Regions from separate parts of the Mus musculus genome. Here region 2 is linked to region 1. The links are chromatin loops, found by intact Hi-C in ENCODE. Cell type or tissue: gastrocnemius. All regions are shown on one strand.

Region 1 (8,000 bases):
TAACAAAGAGGTCTCAAGTCTCAAGTATATACCTGGTGTTTAGGGGTGACAAAGCATGGCATTCTAGAGCTCAGGGGTGCTAGGCAGCCCCCTCAATGACTAGATCCCTCCAGGCTCTCACACAGTGGGCAAAGTAGCCTCCATTCTGCTATGTTGGTTTTTTTGTTTGTTTTGTTTTTCAGAGTCTCTAATGAGAATAGTTTGACTGGCTTTAGCATACAAGAAGTCAAGGCTGAGGAAATGCGCTGAGCCTATCTATACCTTGGGCTGCCTGTCTCCAGCCGATAGTGCTAGGTTAAGAGCCAGAGAAAGCAGACTCCAAAATGGGTTGAAGTCCTGACCCCCACCCCCACCCCAGGTCCTTAGGAAGTGCTTTACATCAGGTGGGTGGCTGGGGATTAATTAATTAATTAGTTGAGGTCTGGCCAACTGGAGTATAGAGGTCCATGACTATGCTGTGGCCAGTGTTCTCAGGATACAGCCACACAGAGGCAGAGACGCTACTTCTGGGCAACAGAGGCACAGACAGGAGGCTGAGAATGCAGGGGTTCCAGACACCACAGGGCGGTTGATGAGGAGGAAGGCCCACTCACAAAGAGACATGGGACACCTGAATTTGAGGGGGGAGCTCTCAGCACTGGGCTTTGATCCAGGTAGCACAGGACTCTGGATGCTAGATGCCCCATGCTCCTAGCCGGGCCTGGCTCAGGCCTTGAGAAACACCACCATTGAGGGAGCAAGTGACCATGTAAGTGAATGAGTGAATGAATTGGTGAGTGAATGAATGAGTGAATCTCCTTTTTCCAGCCCTCTGCATTCATCTTTTCTGTGAAGCCACGTGTTCCTGCTCAGCCATGAGGTATAATGATACAGGTACCTGCCTGGGTCAATCAGGCAGCAGGGACAAGGGACAGGACTATGCTGAGCTGGAAGCCAGCTCTGGCACTTAGGGTCTGCTGGCAAATGCCTTGTAGGTACCTTTGCTGTGGCCTGTGCTGTTTTGTTTAGAAGAAAGGAGCACCTCTCATACCTAGAGAAACCTCATGGTGAGCCCATCCTGGCTGTGCTCTGCCCAAATACTTCCAGCCACAAAGCTTTGGTCCCCAGAGCCACAGAGATCGGGAGGGGATGCTTCGCTGGGGTAGCTAGGCTAGAAAAGCTTCCTGGAGGTACCAATCAGCCCACTCCCTAGCTAACAACAGAAAAGACCCTGTCACTGGCCTCCAGTCTAGACCCTCCACTCTTTGCATCTCCAGATCTAATGTCTCTTTTCAACTTTTTCAAAGTTGTCACCTTTGCTCGGCTTGGGAACGCTGTTATGCTCTGTCTCCACGCTCCACGTTCTTCACCGGATAAGTAAGGGCTGGGCAGTGTTTGTGTTGGAACCTGGAGAAACGGGCCTCATACCAAAGAAAAGATCCAAGGTACCCCCAGGGCAACCCTTTCTCCTGCCTGATCCTAGACATCTTCCTGCCCAGCCTCTGCCAGTTACTCCAGGGACAACCACAGTCCACACCTCCATGTCAGTCACTCCTAGTTGCTGTCTTCATCAGGAAGACTTGTTAAAAGCCTATGAAGTCCAGATGGAGTAGGAGCAGGCTTGTCCCCTGCCCTAGCTAAGTTCTCAGAGGCCTCACCCCTGTGTTCTCTGGGGATGATATGGATCCCCAGTAGCCCGTGTGGCCTTGGCTTCTCAAGTCAGATCCCTGTTCACTACGATTGTGTTTCTACATCTTGCATCCTGGCCAAAGAGTCCCCCCACCCACCTTCTTCACCTCTTAGTTCCCCTTTTTGTTCAGGAGATACTCCAGGGCTTCCCTTGTGCGCATACTAGGCAAGTGCTTTGCCCCTGAGCCACAGTCCCAGCCTGGATGCTTCTTTCAAAGATGAGCAGAACACATCTCCTGGAGCCTTCCTCCCAGTTGTCTAGACTCCTGAGGAGGCTCTCTACTAGTATAGAGCCTGCCACTGACACGCTGTGGGTAGGGAGCAGACAGTGGCAACAGCAGGGGTATGTGAGGGCCTGGAGGAGGGGCTGGCTCACTGGCTCTGAAGTCACAGCAGGCAGGAAGGTCACCCCTATCTGGTGGCAGTGACAAAAGCAGATCCTGCCTGAGCTGGAACCTTTCCTGGAAAGTGGGGGCCCCACGGTGCCCACTCTGAAGGGCTTGTGGGAAGAAATTCTCAGGCCGTGAGGGACACATCTCTGCCCTCTGCCCCTAGCTCCAGACTGAGCCCTAATCTCTGATCCCAACCCACACAGAGTCTCATATCTCACTGGAGCCGCACCAGCATTCGTCAAGCTGTCAACCTTCAGAGACAGTCTGAGCAACCCCTTTCTACCAAGGCTGGGGGGCGGAGGGGCAGGGCAGGACATTTTCCCTTCCCACCGTAGGTGGACAGCATCTACCAGCCTAGTGAGCTTGTGTAACGGTCTTTCACCTGGTTGAGCACATGGGGTGAAGATCCTCAGCCCTGGCTTGTTGGATGTCCTGCGTCCATGCAGTCCAGGAGCCTGTCCAGCTTGCATCCACAGCTGTCTTTGCCAAGTACATTAAGGTTAATGTTGCCATCTTGTTAATGGCCTGCTGTGTTATAATGTGTAACATAAACTTAAAAATTAATTGCCTCACCTTCTGAAGTGACTCTAACTGCTCCTGAAAGGAAATATGGCTAATAACTGTAATTTTAACATTGATTCTTATAGGGAGGTTATGTTTGACCAAATATCCATTGTTAATTCATGATTTCACCTTTTCCCTTCCCTCAGGCTTGGGGTGGGGGTGAGGTCTTACTATGTATTTTTAGGCCTAACTTGAAAAAAGCCCCAAGTAAAATACATCAGTCTTTGTGTATCCATTGTGAATTGTGGCTGCAGGAACTACACATGGTTACAGGGTGCCTGACTTGCCCTAACACCTTTCTAGTGTTCAGCTAAGTACTAACACTGGCCCACAAACACAGGCAGCTCTAAGTTCCAGGTGGGCAGGTTTTTTCCTTATCCATAGGGAATACATAGGATGCAGAAAGCGAACCCCTCTTTCCTGTTGGCAACAGTCAGCTAAAGTGGAATCGGTAGGAATGGGAAAGGGTGACCTCTGTAGCTAGCAGCCTCACCTCGGCTTGTTAATCAGAGGCAGATACTCTTCTCTTGCCACTTGGGGGTTGGGGGTGCAAATCCTGGAGACTGGCTGCACATTGCAGCTCCACCACCCCTCAGTACAGCTCCGCTTCTCGGAAGTGGTAGACAGGATCTGTTTCACTTCATGATGATGAAGGCAGTGAAGCAGGAGAGAGAAGAAGCCAAGGACCAAGACCTGGAGATAGGTGTATGCCCGTGTGTGTGCACATTCGTGTGAATGTGTGTGCAAGCAGGAACACAGCACTCTGGGGTCATCCACACTTGCTTTGCAGCATCTCTGAGCCCTGAAGTTGTCCAGTGGGGTCTACTAGACCATATATATGCTCGAGGTCAGGCCAGCCCTAGCTTCAGGCAGCTCCTGAGTACAGTAAGGGAGTCCCAGGGTTAAGTCTAAGCCACAACACATTTGGAAAGCTAAGACAGCAGTCCCAGAGGTGGGCACTCCATCCCGTCCCTCTGGCAGCCTCCTGTAGGTGAAGGTGGCAGTCTCCCTCAAGGATTCTAGCAGAGATGCCTGCAGGCTCCTGCCTCAGCAGGTGGACTTTTATTACTCAGAGACCAACAAATCATTCTGATGATAATGGGGATGAACAAGCACTTAATTATGAGGCCATGACACAGCAGGATTATTAATCTTAAGAGATGCAGCCCTGTCCAAAGGCCAGGCTTGCCGTTCCCTACCTTCAAGGGAGCCTGGGACCTGGCATTGGCCTCAGTGAAGCAGGCAAAAGAGGGCTGTCTGAGCTCAGAGATGAAGTGGGGGGTGCAGTGTACTGAAACTGGGGGGTCTCTGAGAGTGCCAGGACTGGAAAGGTGTTGGAGGCTCTAACATCGTTATCCCACAAAAGGAGGCCTGGCAATGTAGGTCTAGGCTGACAGAAAGCCAGTGGGACCTGAGTTCTGGGATCTTGAGAGGCAGCATGAAACAGAGCTGACTGAGGTGTGGCCCTAGCAACTCCTCTCATTCACAAGGATGAACTAGGGCCAACACTGGAGCAAACAGGAGCTCGGCATCTTCTCCCAATACTTTCCCCAGTGATGAGAGTCTACCACCCTCACACATGCCTAGAGCCAGGAAGTTTAGACTGAGGAGAGTCCAGGTGTATGGCTGCTCTTCTAGCCTGAGTGAATTCTGGTATCCAGCATCTTTAGGGTTAAAAAGGAGATGTCTCCATGCTGCTGAATGAACTTGTAACTGATCGGCCATCAGATTCATAAGAAGACCTGAGGATAGTCAGGTCTCCAGCCTCGGGTGATTCCCAGAGACAATTTAGAGGATGCCAGTTCCTGCCTGGACATGAGGTACTACATGGGTGACCCATACCCAAGTCTCAGTGGTACTGTATATCCCTAACTAGGGTCCTGAGGGATTTCAAGGTTACCATCTCCCCAGAGCTCCTGGATCACTCCTGAGGTGTCACTGAACCCTGGAATCCCCTGTTTCCTCCGGATCCAGGAGTACCCAGGGGCTGCAGCAAAGGTGGCTGGAGAGAAGCCGATGAGGACACTAAGGGATGACACCTTGGAATACTGCCAGCTCCTGGGGGAGGCCAGCTAACAGCCTGGTGCCAGGCCGGGCAGCTTGTGCGAACCGCCTGCGAAGCAAGCTGGCGGCTGGCGGCGCTTGGCAGGCAGCGTTGGGGGCTGTTTGCAGACTGCCGCCGACAGCTTCGCAGCTGAAATTGCCCTGGGTAAACAGAGGAGTGCATCGTGCCCACAGAAACTAGGAGGGGGCAGGGAACAGGAGATGTAGAGGGCTGTTTTAGGGTGACTGGAGCCTTTTGGGAGGCCCTTAGTATCTACTGGCCCTATCTGGATCTGACTTGGTCTCTGGGTCCTGGATCTAAGACTGGCACCCAGAAACCCAGCTTCCTGTCTCAAGGCTATGAACCAGGAAGGTTGATGGGGCTAAGGTGACCCTTTACCCTCCCTTCTGTGTTTTAGGGGGATTGCTCTCCTGACCATCACACTTTGTCTGGGCTCTCTTTGAGGAACCGCTGGCCTTATAACAGTGACCAGAGGAGACCCATTATCCTGTCCCCCTCAAGGAAGGGACCTGAGTGCTTTGGTTCCCATGTGTCTGGGCTGACATGTATGTACTTTCCTGGGTCTCACCCACTGAATCAGTGTTTCTGACACCCCATGCCCATGCACCCTAAGGCCCAGGGAGCCCATTTTAGGAGCTCTGCAGGAGATGAGGTAGAGAGAGGAGCATAGAACAGAAAAGGAGAGCCCTGAGGCAGGAGGCAATAGAGAGGAACTGGTGGAGGATTCTGTTAGGCAAACCACCCTCCTGGACAGCTCCTACCAGAGACCTAGTCCCACTCCCATCGGGGCTGTCTCAGCTCCAAAGATTGGGTCCCCTAATCTGGCTGCCTACAGGCTGCCCATAAATTAAACTACTTTCAGACAATAGGTAGAATCTTTGGACTCCTGGGGTTTTGGAAGCTGTGCTTCCAGCAGGGTATGGTACTGAAATGATAGTCATCAATGTCGCTGTTATGATTTTTCTGCGGTGTTGGGAATCAAACCCAAGCCTTCACACGTGCCAGGCAAGCGTTCCCTTTATTTAAATGCAGAGAACATGAAATGAAGGTTATGAGGATCACGCCTTGCACATGTGAGCCTTGGCCTGCACAACCTCTCCAAGCGGACCCTAGCTTTGGGCTCAGGCCATCCCATTCCATCCTTGTCCGTCTGATCTCAGCAATCCACGATGCTGCATTCAAGAGAGGCTTCACCTTGACTGGTGCGGCTCCTATCCAGGCCAGAGATATACGTGGCTGCTTTGTTAGTCATGCACAGGGAGGCCACTAACTCTCAGGGCCACCCAGTACCACAGATCTACAGGTCCCAGGCACCTGCCAACCTCTGTGGAGGCCACTGAGTTCCCCAGAAAGAGGTGATAAACATCCACCAGATTGATTATTAATAGCACAAATGCCCGTTACAGGAAGTGTGGTAGGAACGCAGCCGCCTTGTGGGGAGAGCCGATGATTGTCCAGCTAGAGACTGAGGCTCCTCCTTTTCCTGGAGGGACTGAATGATTAGATTTATTGAGGGCATAAGATCGCCCAAGCACTTAGCAGTCTCCTGGTCTGGTGTGAGGGGAAATGGAGGAGAGGCTGAAGTGGGCTGGCCGGTGGGGCAGTGGGAGCAGCTCCAGGAATCCGCCCTTCCCCCACAGGTTGGGCAGGCCTGTGGAGAGGAAGACTGCAGGAGGCCGGCAAGAGAGAGAGAGACCCTGAAGCACTTCTGCACCCTGCTCGGGGAAGATTTCTGATTGTCCCCAAGGCCTAGTGGCCAGGGAGTCCCCCAGGCTCCTCCTAGGCCAGGTACTCCTGTCAGTAGGACTTCCTCTTCTAGTGTGAGCTGCTTAGACAGGTCCTACCTGAGCGGGGAAAGAGAAGCCTCGGGAGGACCCCATGATGTATACCAGGGCAGCACGAGCCGCTCTGACTGGCCTTTGTCTCTGAGCACAGGATGGAGGGAGAAGGAAGAAAAGGGAAGAGGGGAAAGGAGAAGAGAGATTGGGAGAGTGAAGGGTGAGCAAGCTGGCCTTGGGGGTTGGGAGGAGGTCCTCTATCCACTTGGTATGTGGAGCACCTCAGCAGGATGGAATTGTCAGACACCAATATTCACAAATATCCAGACTCTTTAATTTCCATATAACGGCTGTCATACTAAATCTAAATTTAATGTTTGTGTGGAATCCTGAGTTTAAAGTATCCTCGCACGACTATCTGCTTGGTGGCTCTAGTGTAAACACAAATGCAGTAAGCATGGCACTCAGAGTGTCTCTGTCACCTCTGCACCTGGGCCAGTACCTGATATAGCTCCAGGAAGACTGATTCTGTGGACAAACACTGAAGGGCTTGACTGCGGAAATCACCAGTGTCTTAGTTAGGATTTTACTGCTGTGAACAGACACCATGACCAATGCAACTCTTATAAAAGACAACATTTAATTGGGTTTTCTTATAGGTTCAGAAGTTCAGTCCTTTATCATCAAGAGAGGAGCAGGGCAGCATCTAGGCAGGCATGGTACAGGAGGAGCTGAGAGTTCTACATCTTCATCTGAAGGCTGCTAGTGGAAGACTGGCTTCCAAACAACTAGGATGAAGGTCTTAAAGCTCACACCACAGTGACACACCTACTCCAACAGGACCACACCTTCTAATAGTGCCACTCCCTGGGCCAAGCATAAACAAACCATTATAATCAGGTTAGTGGGTGGGGCTAATGCCTGATACGATGTCTGAGTATCTCAGGGACCCTGGAGATATAAGGCTATGCCCATAGTACCAGAGTGTGGTTAAAATCCTTTTGGGACACCAGAACTTTTAAGTACGGTGGGAGAGGGAGGTCAAAACCCCAGGGTGGTATAGGAGTCTCAACTTGGGCCTCAGCCCACTTATGCCTGCCTCGCTAGCTTGGATTAGTGCTCTTAGTGGGCTGCCATAAACTCACAGAGATCTGCCTGCCCCTTACTCACCAGTGCTGGGATTAAAGGTGTGTGTCACCACACCCAGGGAACCTAGCCTTCTGTATAGGTACACTTGATATCACCCACTACTAATGTGCTGTGCATTGCAGTAACCAATACATACTAAATGCCCATGGGACTTCCAGTATCCACTATGCCTCAGTCAAAATCTCAGAGAGTTCATACAACTCCGAAGATCTCCCACCCAGGTGATGGAGCTGGGGTCCCATCACTGGCAGCTCTATCTCCTGGGTGAGGGTCTGCAGTGCACGTGTGTGCAGGTGGCCCAGTCCACAGAGACACCTGGCTGAAGCAGCATCAGGGGCAGTCCTTTTATTTCTCTGCTCTGTCATGAACTGGCTATCACCTTGT
Region 2 (8,000 bases), 190 kb before region 1:
TGTGACACTATTACACAGCTAATGCTACTGCTCAGAGCCCAGGGCGCAAAGATGGCCCCAGGGAGACTAACCGAGACACAGCAGATGGTTTGGCTATACCGGAGTCTGGCTTGCTGTCTGCAATCTGATTCGCCAGGGTTACCTGCAGAACATCACCCTGCCACATGTGCCACATCTCCTGGGGAGGCTGAGGAACCTGAAGGTTAAACACACACAAACTAGCCAGAAACTCAGGGTCACACAGGGAAAGACGTGTCTGGACTGAAGCTTCACTCCTCAAACACCCACCCCCAACCTCCCGCTCTTGGGTCAGGCTGTATCCACCCACGCACAAGTGTACATGGGACTGAGACTAGAGCAGTAGTCTTAGGCTCAAAGGGTAGACGTCTGAGTGTGAGTGCTCTTGGCCAGAAATGGACATATGGAGACCCTGAAACTCCCATACACTGGCATCACATACGGGCAACACTTGCCCCCTAAGGAGAATACCAACTGGTATGGTCTGAATGTATCATGAGGTGCAGAGTGGGCTGAAGGCTGGAGCCCAAGAAGACAAGTGGCATGGCACCCTTAAACAAGGATATCCCCTAGCAGACACCTGACAAGGCCCGCCTGCTTACGACTCACAGAGAGTTGCTCCCAGCTAGGGTCCATGCTGTGGGCAAGCTGGAGGAAGTACACAGACATCTCCAGGACAGATGCCATGTCCTCCCGTCGGCCATCAAACTGAGGCAGTAGAGCCCGCAAGTGCTCACAGCTCAACGAGATCCGCCTCCTGCTTCCAGACAAGGAAAACAAAAATCCTACCCTCACCAGATAGCAAAAGAACCCACCACTGAGCAGCCTCCAAGGCCTCCTGAGCAGCGGGTTCAGCCCTGTCCCATTGGAACCCAGGAGGCACGCCAGAACTCTGGGCTGACGGCACAGCCCAGCCCTGAAGCAGCAGCTCTGTTCTGGTATGTGAAAGGGTGAATCCAAGTCAAATTGTAGGAACAACCGGCCTACTCCACAAAGCTGAGCTTACTTTGGAATCTGGTTTTAATCCTGGTTGGTCCAGATGAATACAAGCTCATTAAACCACAGACCTAAACTCCTCCACCCCGTTGGCATACTGCCCACCCCGAGGTTGCCCGCACCTGCGTTCTCTCTCGCTGACCACGTTTCTCCGAAGACTGGGGCCCAAGTTTGCAGCAGCCACAGGAGCTGTGCAGAGAGCTGAGCTTTGTGATGAGGTCTGCAAGCTGTCCTGAGTCTCAGGCTGAGGAGTCTTGCTACAGAGAAAAGAGCCAAGACCACTTATGAACCTCACAAAAGGCACCAGTGCCCCACATGGAGAACTAGGGCATTTGGGGTAGATGTCTGGAAGAAGTGAAGGCCGGCCTGGGTCATCCAGGAATACCATCTGGCCAGCTCACGACCCCTCCCCCACCTCCTCCACGCCAAGATGGGAGCTCTGCCTGGCTGTGCCAGGTAAGGTGAAGATGTAAGTCACCCTTTGGCAAAGGTCTTGGAACCTGACCCTCTCAGAGCCCGTCAACCCAAATTTTACCTGCATCCCGTAATGCCAGAGACTCTGTAATCCTCATTGGCCCGCTCGTGGCCACCGGACGCCATTGGCACGAAGTTGGAGGGAAGCAACAAGCCGGAAGCCGCAGATAGCCCTTAGCTAGGCCCACCAGCCCGCCCTCTCACCCACACTGTGCCTACCCCAGGAGCTCTGCATCCAACCAGCACCTGGGTGCCCACTCTTATGCAAGCGTCTCACTCCACGCCCCCCCCCCCCGCCTCCCCGCCCCACCTGCCCACTTCGTGCTGGGCTTGCCCCGCCCCTTCTCGTGTTTGACTCCCTGCTTCACGTGCAGACCTTCAGACCACGTGACCTGATCACAGCCCACGTGATAGCTTGCAGCTCTGTTTCTGACCCCTTTGTCAGAAAGTAGCAACACAGTTCCAAGTAACCCGTCTCTAGTGGATTTCTAGGGGCATGGCCAGCGGGATGCCCAGGTCTCCGCTTTCTCTTTTTGCCAAGTATTTGTTCGTTCCCACCCAAGATGACTCTGCCTACAGCTCTTTGGAGCAGACTACAGGGCTATTTGAAGTCCAGCCCTGCCCTCGAGAAGCTCACAACCTAGTTGGGAGAAGAAGGTTGTTCCACAGTATAAGGGACCCTGGCCAGTCTCAAGAGGACTCTAGGGTGTTCAGGTATGCTCTCTCAGATGGTTCCTTCTAGCAGATGTTCTTCCCAAAAAACACAGTTATCACCCACCCTGCCGGATCACCAGAGCCAGGCAACACCCGGGCTTCGCTGGTGAAACACTCAGCTGGCCTGCCAACCCCTACTTAAGCGCCTGCAGCCAGAAGTGTTAGCGACCTGCATTCCTGATCTAAACCTGTACAGCAGTTTGGAGACCCGCATCTGGGGCCTGTCCTCAAAAGCTCAGTCCTAGCTGGCAGGAGTCCCTTAGCAAATATTCCTTGGATGACAGAAAGGAGGAAAGGGGAAACGGGGGGAGGGGGGTGGTGGTGAAGGAACATGTAGTGGTGAGAGATGGGTGCAAGAAATGCAGGGACTTCTCAGAGGATAGTTGATGCAGATCACTGCACCTCTCCTGGGGACCTGCAGAGAATGGGCAGGTAGTGCCACAGAGGAAATGATACATAGTGGGACCTCTTGCCTCTGCTTCCAGTTGGGTGGAGTCATGGTTGAAGGGCTTGGGATGAGCTGGAGAAAGGTAATACTTGGACATTGTAAGTGGAATGGTCTTGCCCATCTCTTCATCTTTGCTCTGCTCCAGGCACCAAAAAAAAAAAAAAAAAAAAAAATTTATTCTGCTAGCAGCCTTCAGATGAAGATGTAGAACTCTCAACTCCTCCTACACTATGGCAGGGTGAGAGCCAGGGTACTGCTGACATGGGCTCACAGGCTCAGGCAACCTTGGTAGGAAGGCACAGCCTTTGACTAAGGATAGGGACAGAGGTGTGGAGAAAGAGCCAGGGGGCTTACTCTTTGTACTGGAGGCTTGGGGCTAAGGCCCACCATTCCCCAGCCAGATGAGGCAGCTACAGTACTTGGGGCTCCCACTTCAGGCATTTTTGCCGGTGTAGTGAGGGCTTGAGATGGGGCCAGAAATGCTTAGGGACACTGGATTCTGAAAACACTGTGAAGTCTGGGGGAAGAGAGGAGGAACATGGCAGCTCCACACAGGGAACCGACCCAGCAGGACCTGCTCACAGTAGCCGTCTCCCCTCTTACTCAGGCTGCACTCTGGGCTTGGATCTTCTGGGCAGAATGTCGCCATATACTCATTTATGTAAAGCCTTCCAAAATGCCTCCCAGCTTGCTACCTCTGATGGCCCAGTGTCTTAGTCAGGGTTGTACTGCTGTGAACAGACACCATGACCAAGGCAACTCTTATAAAGGACAACATTTCATTGGGGCTGGCTTACAGTTCAGAGGTTCAGTCTGTTGTCATCATGGTGGGAAGCTTGGCAGCATCCAGACAGGCATGGAAGAGCTGAGAGTTCTACATCTTCATCTGAAGGCTGCTAGCAGAATACTGACTTCCAGGCAGCTAGGATGAGGTTTTAAAGCCTACGCCTACATTGACACATCTACTCCAAGTCCACACCCCTTCATAGTGCCACTCCCTGAGCCAAGAATATTCAAACCACCACACACAACAAGGCCACCTCCCTGCTAGACCCTAGTCAGTTGGTGATGTAGACCCAGATAGGGTCTCTCTGAGTGATGGTCTGGATCCCCCAGTAGTAAACCTGCCAGAAGGGTCAGTTAGTTGGCTGTTGGGCAGATGGAGGTGAGGCATAACCAGGGGATGTAGAACCCAGATCAGTGAGTCGCAGTCTGTATCTCTTCTGAGGACTGTGGAGCACCCCAGCCCTCTGCAGAGCCAACTGTACCTCTGCCTCAAAGTATCTGTGTTCAGTCTGCCCTCCTGCAGACAGACATGGGGCCTCTGGTGGTTTGAATAAGAGTGGCCCCCATAGGCTCGTAGACTTGAATGCTTAGTCCTGGAGTGGCACTACTTGAGAGGGAATTGGAGGTGTGGCCTTGTTGGAGTTAGGAAGTGTGTCACTGGGGGTGGACTTAGAGATTTCAAAAGCCCAAGCCAAACCTGGTGGCTCTCTGCTCCTGCTTTCTGCAAGATTCTGATGTAGAACTCTCAGTTACTTCTCCAGGACCGTGTCCACCTGCATGGTGTTCCCTACCATGATGATAATGGACTGAACCTCTGAAACTGTAAGCCAGCCCTGATTAAATGCTTTCTTTTATAGGAGTTGCCTTGGTCATGGTGTCTGTTCACAGGGATAGAACACTATGACAGGACTTTTGGGAGGGTTGATGGGAGTGGAATCAGTAGTCCTATTTGTGATCCCTCTAGTATACTGACCTAGCCCCCAGTGAGAGACTGGGTTCGTAGCTTTTCTCTGAAGAAGAGCATGAACAGAAGTCATCTCAACCTCCTTCCATCTCCAAGGTACCCTGTGTTTGTCTCTCCTGCCCCCACCTCTCATTGCCACAGTGTTGGTTTGGAGAGGGTTCTTCAAGACACTGGACAGCAAAGGCTCCTGGAGCCCTTAAGGTCCATATTCAAGGTTTCAGGGTATCTTATGAATAACCTGTTTGCCAGAATGTTGCCCTGCATCACGAGGGTGTAGCACCTGAGGGTGGTACTGTACCTACTCCACTACCTGTTGATAGGTGCTCATGTGACTGAGGGCTGGCAGAGGTCACTGTGATACCTGGGGTCCAGACAGCACTTTAGCCTAGCAGGTTCTGGCTGGGTGCCCTAGAACACTGGGGCTCTAGGTGCAGGCCTCTATCCTACTGAGCACTGTTGGAAGGAGAGGAAGAAAGGGAAAGCTGGCAGGACACAGTAGCCGTGCAATTCCATGGATGCTTGCCCACTTTAAATGTGGAGGTCCTCCCCATTCCCAGTGTCCCACGGAAGCCCCACGGGGTCAGGGTGCAAGGTGTGACCAGCAGGGGGCGCTCAAGGACAAGAGCCTGGACCCTGGGGGAGGGGACAGGACAGTTTTTTTTGTTGTTGTTATTGCTGCTGCCTCCCCCACTTCCAATCTTGGAAGAAAAAAGAGACTTAAGTGTTTCTGGCCAAAGTGAAGAGAGGGGTGATTGTGGTTTCCGACTTATCCTGCACCAAGTCTGCATGCCTCTCGAAGACGCACCCCCTAGTATGAGGTGCACAGTAGTTATCGCCCTCCTGTGGGAATTCCACAGGTCCCCCGTGGATGCACCATCCAGGACATATCCTCCGATTCCCTGTGATAGACCTCTCATCTTCAGGACTGTCTGCAGCCTTTCTTGGGAAGGAGCATTTATTTGGCCCAGCCTAGTAGCGCCACAGGGGTGTGCTGGATGCAACAGTGGCTGGAACACAGCCTTTCCGAAGTCCAGAACTCAAGACTGCCCATATATTTGGAGATGAAAGTAAGATGAGGTGTAGAGAGCGCCCCTTTTTCACATCTTCTGCAAAGAGCACTCAGGTGCGGGCGTAGGGAGGGACTCACGAGGCATCTCCACGTAACAGTAGCAGCACTGGGACCAGAAAGAAATACACCGCACAGAAAGGCAACCCCTGCCAGACAGAGCCACTGAGAAGAGGGTGAGGGAGGTGTTACAAGCCGAGGCAGTGGTAGTTTTCTGCTGGCCATTTCTTTGCAGCTGCTGACTATTGATTCCTGCGAGGAAGGGCTTCCAGTGGCCTGTGAACCAGCCCTTCTAGACATCAAGAACACATAGCTAGTACCTACCCAAGTGACCACATGCCATGCAATACTGGTGGAGGGGCCCAGGGTCAACAGTGCACATTGGTGGTGTTGATCCTGGTCCTAGTCCTCTATGCTCCCTTCCCCACCTCTTTCCCAGCCTATCTCTGCTTTTCTGAGGCCAAGCATACTGAAAGGGAGTCCGGGGATGCTGCCGCTGCTGACAGTTTGCCCTGTCTTTGAGGACCATTCTGGGTGAAGGCCCAGGTTTTCACCTGGATCTTTAAAGGCCAGAGACATTCCTAGAAGTCCTAGGTGAGACAATGTGGGGTTGGGAGCAAATGCTCTGAAAGCAGACAGTGTCCTTGGGAAGTAGAGAGCACCTGGCCCGCCCCTGGCTAGAACCAATCAAGAGCTGCCTGCCAGGCAGAGTAACCCCGGGAGGGCTCTCTGGTTTCTGTGACCTTGCTGTTTGGGGACCCTCTGCCACATATCTCTGTGATTTGGTGTCACAATTTGCTGCCTGGTTGCAGTCCAAGCAGGGACACTGCGTCCTTGCAGTCTGGGCTTCAGCTCCAGGACTAGTGGCATCTTCTACCTGGCACTGTCCACAAGTCTTCCATTCCCGCCCCCACCCTCCAAATCTGAGCCTGACTTCTGTCCCTGCACAGATCTGCTCTCAAACCTTCAGGCAGAGCTGCTGCCAGGACCGTAGGGCTGGTGTTAAGGCGGCAGTGGGGGTAGGGGGTGGGGGTGGGGTGGGGGTAGGGGGTGGGGGTGGGGTGGGGGTGAGCCCTTCGTAATACCAAACTGGCAGTTCACAGTGGCCTTAGCAGGGGCCTGGGGGTAGGAGCTGAGAGTCCTGAGTGGATCAGCCCTGCCTTGGATGTATCTCTGTTTTATAGGTGCTGGAAAATGTGAAGTACTTTTCTCAAGGGAGTTTGATTCTCACAGTGTCTCCAGTTCATCTCTATCAGCCCTGCACCAATGCTGCTAACATACCCAGACTTCATCATAGCTGACAAGTAGGGATCCAGAGACGTCCTCCTAGGTCACTAGACATTGTCCTCTTCTGTTATGCACCTGAGTGTGGTTCGGGGTTTTCAGCCCTAAGATGACAGCCAGTGTGGCAGACGGAGGGGCCTTGACATTGTTGTCTGTTTCAGTTCTTTGGTTGTTTTTTAAAACAGGGTTTCTCTGTGTACCCCTGGATGTCTTGGATATACCTATATATACCTGAATATACCTATAGACCAAGCTGGCCTCAAACTCAAAGATCTGCCTGTCTGTCTCCAAGTGCTGGCATTAAAGGAATGTGCCACCACTGCCTGGGTGACATTGCTTTCTTAAAGCAAAGAGTTCCTCTCTACCACTCTAGTACACTTCCCACCAGAGCACAGACCTTTCCTGGAACTGTGTGTTCCGAACAGCCTGGATCCCAGCCATCTCGGGACCCTCTGGGCCCTGAAGACTAAGAAACAGAACTTGATCTTGGCCTGCAGCCAGAGTACAAGCCTGGCTCGCCCTCTGGGTCTGTGGTTAAGCAGCAGTGTCTCCAGGGCAGCAGGAAGTGGCCCAGGCCCACATGCAGCCCTGGCTGGCAAGAGGAACAGTCAGACAACAGCTCTACAGCCAAAGCTGGAGGGAGCTCAGCAGCCACCCAGGAGGCAGAGGTAGGAGCAAGGAACAGAATGGTCCCCAGGATTCCAGTGCCAACTGTAGATGTAGCCTAGGTATTTACTCGGCATACCCGAGAGTGCAGACTCAGCAAGCCAGGGAAAGCAAGCCAGTAAGCAGCATCCTGCCATGGCCTCTGCATCAGCTCCTGCTTCCAGGTTCCTGTCCTGTTTGAATTCCTGTCCTGACTTCCTCTAGCAGTGGACTATGATCTGGAAGTGTAAGCCAAATAAACCCTTTCCTCCCCAACTTGCTTTCTGATCATGGTGTTTCCTCACAGCAATAAAACCCAGACTAAGACACCCACCTAGTTTAGATTTTTAGTTGATGAAGTTAGATCATATGGGTTTGCTGTCTTTTGCAATTGCTTCTTTTGGTCTTCTTGGTGTTCAAACAGGTAAGGCCACGTTCCCGAGGGCAGCAAGCTTCCCAGGCACAACCAGAACCAGTGAGAACACGGCAGACCCTGTGTGTGGTTAAGCGGACCTCAGTGTTGGACTTTGTCCTCTGTGGCTCCCTTGCCTTTGAATCTTCCTTTGGACCTGGTGAGGTAGCATTTGCCACGAAGCCCAGTGTCC

The links. Hi-C counts contacts between places; a loop is a spot of excess contacts. Peaks named below come from ENCODE experiments on the same cell type or tissue, not always from the same donor. Only the 100,000 strongest peaks of a DNase experiment are listed, where the experiment ranks them.
Region 2: a loop joins it to region 1, with 2.5 times the contacts of the local background. A loop is called at or near these places in 2 of 42 quality-filtered maps.

The regions. Positions count from the first base shown.
Region 1 is chr2:26,035,413-26,043,412 of GRCm38, forward strand. No RefSeq gene overlaps it. Among named protein-coding and RNA genes, the nearest start is that of Ubac1, 18 kb to the left of the region's middle. In gastrocnemius, no CTCF peak of the experiment used is centred here; a DNase peak (open chromatin) is centred at 4,718.
Region 2 is chr2:25,845,582-25,853,581 of GRCm38, forward strand. Sohlh1 (spermatogenesis and oogenesis specific basic helix-loop-helix 1) reads right to left here and starts at 1,667. Exons shown (of 8, transcript NM_001001714.1): 1 at 1,550-1,667; 2 at 1,137-1,271; 3 at 628-775; 4 at 72-196. The coding sequence starts at 1,614. In gastrocnemius, a CTCF peak has its summit at 4,992 (motif pointing right); DNase peaks (open chromatin) are centred at 1,123, 1,412, 4,983 and 7,251.